2 separate regions of the Homo sapiens genome follow, and region 1 is linked to region 2. A link is a contact called in ENCODE Hi-C or POLR2A ChIA-PET data. All regions are on one chromosome and are shown on one strand. The core of a region is the stretch at or near the end of the contact, and the rest is flanking DNA. Distances in the headings are between cores, read along the strand shown.

Evidence for each region. A loop is a pair of places that touch in the nucleus more often than their neighbours do. ChIA-PET counts read pairs that join two places held with the same protein, here RNA polymerase II (POLR2A). Pooled maps may share reads with other maps.
Region 1: a loop to region 2 is called in a map of chondrocyte, with 3 times the contacts of the local background. The contact joins two enhancer-like sites. A Hi-C loop is called at or near these places in 6 of 168 maps with a recorded cell type or tissue (HepG2, IMR-90, MCF 10A and 3 more), 8 of 37 single-sample maps with no recorded cell type and 11 of 50 pooled maps. POLR2A ChIA-PET finds 5 or more read pairs at or near these places in 1 of 52 experiments (activated T-cell).

What each region holds. Positions count from the first base shown.
Region 1 is chr15:48,492,210-48,494,909 of GRCh38, forward strand. It overlaps FBN1 (fibrillin 1), which reads right to left. Exons shown (of 66, transcript NM_000138.5): 23 at 1,995-2,045; 24 at 252-377. Among named protein-coding and RNA genes, the nearest start is that of FBN1, 150 kb to the right of the region's middle. Within about 2 kb of position 1,367, at least 3 of the 41 ENCODE cell types and tissues checked have a DNase peak (open chromatin) inside an H3K27ac peak, as active enhancers do; they include endothelial cell of umbilical vein, where a contact is called at or near this core.
Region 2 is chr15:48,357,716-48,360,415 of GRCh38, forward strand. No RefSeq gene overlaps it. Among named protein-coding and RNA genes, the nearest start is that of DUT-AS1, 27 kb to the left of the region's middle. Within about 2 kb of position 1,281, at least 3 of the 41 ENCODE cell types and tissues checked have a DNase peak (open chromatin) inside an H3K27ac peak, as active enhancers do; they include endothelial cell of umbilical vein, where a contact is called at or near this core.

The sequences.
Region 1 (2,700 bases), core at 117-2,616, 130 kb after region 2:
CGATTTAAGAGCTCTGGAAAAATAACTGTGATGCTAGTGATTTAAGGAATAGTTGCATATCAACAGAAACTACAGTTGCTGCTTACTATTTGAAAGACTGTCAAAGGAGTGGCCATGGACCCTATCGGACATGCTGAATTTTGGAGTGTGTGTCTGTACCTGAAGCTAAGTGCTCAGCTATATCTTGTTAACTTCATTTTTAATAATCGTTAATAAATTATTATTAGAAAAATAATGAGCTCAGTATTTACCAAGACAGATCCTTCCTGTGGCATCCAAAGTCATTCCACTGGGACACTGACACTTGAATGACCCCCTAGTGTTAACACACAGGCCATTTTTACACACTCCTGGGAACACTTCACATTCATCTATATCTAAAAAGAAAAAAAAAGTATAAAGTTAATATATCTTTATAATATCATTCTACCTTATTCTACTCATAGAGTCATAATTATTCCCCATTTTGAACCTGGTAAGTTCATAAAACTAGTTTGCCTACAAGTAGTTTGTGTAGAATTTCTAGGGTGCCTGAATAGCAACCAGAACGAGCCCACCTATTACTAAATATGTAAGAGTTTCTCCATTGGTTTCAGGGAATAACTTTTGAGTTGTAGAGACAGGCAGCTGGTGTGAGTTCTTGGAGACAGCTCTGGTAGCTGCGGACATTTCAGGTAAGGTTCCCAGCAATATAATTTGCTTTATGAGACCAGATGTCTGGAAATGAGTAGAGAAGCAAAAACCTGGTTTTTCAAACTAGCAAAGAAGAAACAGCTTGAAGTTCAGCATAGAAAAATATCCCACCAAGGAATATGTGGGCCAGTGAAGGGTCTCTTTTAAGAAGTTCTGATAAATCACCAGAAAATGTACAATCAATTCTAACTCAGCCATGGTCTCAGGCTGTTCTGTCCATGCTTTGGTCTCAGCTTGGGTTGAGGGGAATTAAAAGATACTCATGTTCATTCATTCATCATTCATCCAATCTCTCTCAAATGTACCAGTCCTTCCCAGTTTGCCTAATGGAGAGCAATATGTTCTCTGCACTTAATTTGGAAAAGTATTCACCACCAAGTTAATCAAAAGAAAGGCACTTACTTGCCAATGCCAAAAAAAAAAGAGGGGGGAACATTAGCTAAGAAACTCATACACACTGTGTCTCTATTTAGAAGAAATAACTTTCCACAACAGGAATGTTGAAAAAATATTCTGAATCTTTCCTTGTAAGAGAGATCAATGGGGAGAGGGTGGAATCTACCTTTTTGGGTTTTTTGTTTTGTTTTGGCCACTTGTACAACAAAATATGCTGCTGAGGTCAGATAAGTTATTAACAGCGGGTCTGGACCAGAGAAAGGCCAAAGGATTCAGTCATCATTTGGAAAGCAAGACCTTGGGTGGGGGTTGTAGTGTGCCTCTTTGTTTTAACAGGGAAAAAACTTCATTTCATCCCACATATGGGACTAATTGCTGTTTTTAAAATTTTTCAGCTGCTGTGTCATGTCAGGTTGTGTTAGTCACCATGACCTATGTCTATCTGAAACTCCAGGAGAAAGAATCACAGCAAACTGAAGAAACTCCATGCAGACTTTCAACAAAGAGAAAACAGAATGTGTCCTTCTAAATCACCCATGACTGTGAAACAAACAAATAAAAAATGCCAGGACAAACCAAAGAAAGGCAAATTTTACAGACTCATCAAAAACTTCCTGTTTTTCTCTTCCTGATAGCATTTTGAAAGTGCAGTCTCTCTAAACTGCGATCAACCTAAAACATTTTCAGCCACCCACCCTGTCCTTTGGACATAGCGTTCTGACACTAGCAACAGTATATATATGCTTGTGAAATTAACAGCTGTTCCGTTTTGTAGTTCTCATTATTTTTTTTCTCTGCTGCATATTTCTCCCTGTGAAGTTATATGACAGCTTTATCCAGTCCGAGTTAACACAAACATTCATTATGCACACAAAAATGTATGGTTTATAAGTAATCAGAAATACCTTCACATTGTGTTCCTTTAATTCTTGAGTACCCTTTACCACATATGGGATCTGTAATAAAAAGCGAAAAACAAAACAGAAAACAAATTTGAGATAACAATATCCAGACTTTGCAGTTCTGACATAGTGTAAGAAACATGAAAGATGACCTGGAACATGAAGTAGATTGTGTTGCTATAAGTATGAGATAACAAAATGTTTCTGCGATTGCATAGGTGAGGAAGAACAGTAATGAAATGTCTCCTCAAATAAAGCTCAATTCCACTAAGATACTCCAAAAGACACAGACGTGCCCTATAGATCATGTTAAAGTGATAGCTAAGAGGGAAACTGAAGGTAGCTTTCTCTCTTGCTGTTCACCTGAAAATAGGAATCACACTATAGAATTACTTTAACCTGAATATAGAAAACTCAAGTCTATAATTTGGAGATCTCATGGCCTCCAGCATTCACATAAATTTACACATTTATATATTTAAACATTAAATCAGCAAAACCATGAGCAAGGTTCTCAAACCTCAAGTTCCCAACAGATTTAGAAGTTCACCAGAAACCCTTATGAAGTTTAGTCATGAATACCGGTTTCTTTACATCAATTAGCTTTTTGAAAGATAATCTGTACCTATAAAAAGCTCAGAACCCCTAACCACAAGGTTCCCAAGAGAGCTGGCAGGCACTGGTGCTCCAGGGAAGCAACACAAACTAA
Region 2 (2,700 bases), core at 31-2,530:
AGGCAGGTGGATCACCTGAGATCAAGAGTTCAAGACCAGCCTGGCTAACATGGTGAAACCACATCTCTGCTAAAAATACAAAAAAATTAGCCAGGCATGGTGGCGGGCGCCTGTAATTCCAGCTACTTGGGAAGCTGAGGCAGGAGAATCACTTGAACCAGGGAGGCGGAGGTTGCAATAAGCTGAGATTGCGCTATTGCACTCCAGCCTGGGCAACAAGAGCAAAACTCCGTCTCAAAAAGCAAAACAAAACAAAAGATGATAGATAAACAGAGGAATTTGGGATTTGAAATGTCATCTTCTCTTAAGATGCATCTAGACAGTTGATAATTGCCCAAATAAGTTTAATATGGGATAGACTGCGAACTTTTTTTGCATGCAGATAGCATGAGTTATAGCTATTTCCTTATTTATATTCTAATAGAAAAAGAATTTTTCTTTGAGAAAAGAAAATGGCAACTTTACTATCTTTATCAGATGCGTTTCTGTCTTAAAAAAAGACCGAGGCTGTATGTGGGAAACAAAAATTATAACCAACATTAAGACAATATGTTGTTGAAAATACTGCTATCTAGAGGCCTTAGGAAATAGTATCTAGCAACCACTAGATGTCACTTGATGTTTGCTTTTTTGTAAAAGGTAGTTTTTTTGTTTTGTTTTTGTTTTTTCATAGTTTATCTGCAATTATAAGTCTACAATTCTCAATGGGTCCAAGCTGGCAGAAAACAAAATGCTGCAATATTTGAGTGAAAGCAGGCAAAAGTCATTAGATGAGAACAATGATTTTAACTTTAAATAAGATTTGGGTGGTTGCAGGGTTTGTATAATCTCTCCTGGCATTTGTAAGGACCAGAGAAGCCAGCAGCTTTGCCCTCCTGCTGTGTTTAAACAAAAATGGAAAATTGTAATGAACAGCTAGATTTTTCCTATCTTTCATTTTTTTCTTCCTCCTCCTTCCCCATTTTTAGGAGAATGTGACTTTTAAAATGATTGCCCTTTAATGAGGTTACTTGCAGCATTTTAAGATCAATCCTTCTTTGTTCAAATTTCTACCCACAAATCAAAACTGTTTTAATCTTCATTATCTCAGTAAAGCGCATGTGACAAAAGTAAATGGAGAAGACGTCTAGAAATGTTGTGAGGGTTCTCTGGGGTTATCCACTTCCTGTATTTGCTAAAACTCTAATAATCAGTTCCAGTAGAGACCATGTATCCTGGGGTTTTGTTTTGTGTAACAGCTATTTGTTTATTTTTTTTAACTGTCATTGTATTTTGGCTTCATGATGGTTAAATGAGTCTCCGTATTAAGTAAACCTCTCTGACCCTGCCTATTTCCTGTCTTGTCAAACCTTTCCTTGTAAGAATAACAGTGTTCTTTTATTTGGTAGTGTGCAGCATGATGTTTTTGGCATGGCCAACATTTTTGACTTGCAAAAATTTGTGACCTCAAGTGTGAGAGAAGTGAATGCTTTTTTCGGTACCTCATGGGGTCTCAATCTTAAAAAGTATCTTACGAAAGAATTATCAGCATGTTTATTTCCCAAACATCACAAATAAACAAATAGAAATAGCTTTTTTTAATAAGCTACTAAAAATATTAAACCAATGAATACTTGGTGAACATTTTGCTGCTACTAAACTTACATAATTTCTCAAACTGGCCTAGCTATATGAAGACACAGAGCTTTTATCATGTTCTGTCTAGTAATTCATATTTTTGAAAACATATTTTCAAACCAAAACACATTGTATGTGAGTGGAGTATGGCTATTCCAAGTCACAGAATGGAAGAAATATCTTTGTTGCCTCATCCTTATATACCTAGGTCTATTTAGTTCTGAAATGGATTCTATAAGATAAGAACCATCAAAATCAAAAGTCTCAATCAAATGCACCTCCTTTTTTTAAGGTAGCTAGCCATTTGCTAGCATTTTTCTCTTATCTTTTGGTTTATTTTTCAATAATGTGGACATTATGAGAATAAAATCATGGTAAACATCTCTTGCATTTAAAGATTGACAACTGCTAAATATTAATTTTGAAATATTGATAACTAATTAGAATCTGAAGAAAATAGATTGTGTTGATTTGAAGGTGTCATGAATAAATTCTTATAATCACATAGCAGTAGTTCTGAAAGTCTTGGCTAACAAAAATCTAAATATCTGCAGCAAATGGAATTTGATAAAAGTACCACCAACTAGTAGTTTTTTGTTTTTTATCATTGGCTAGAAATATAGTTCTAATAAAGAGCCTGTGATGTATAGGCAGTAACAAAGAAAAAGCTGAGGACTAAAAAGATACATTCATCATTCTAGTATGGAATATTTTTTCTCAAAATGTCTGAAACACAGAACTATAAGCTTAATTTAAGATTTTCAGCCTGAGCAACATGGTGAAAACCCATCTCTACCAAAAATTAGCTGGGCATGATGGTGCATGCCTGTAGCCTATAGTCCCAGCCATTCAGGAGGTTGAGGTGGGAGGATCAATTGAGCCTAGGAGTTCGAGGCTGCAGTGCACCGAGATCACACCATTGCACTCCAACTTGGGTGACAGAATGAGATCCTGTCTCAAAAAAAAATATTTTTTCTTAGACCTGTCATTCAAACTTCCTTTAATTATTCATTGTCATTAAGTATTTCTTTTTCAGAGCCAAATCCAAGGAGACTTAAATTGTATTATCAAGATTTATTTCAT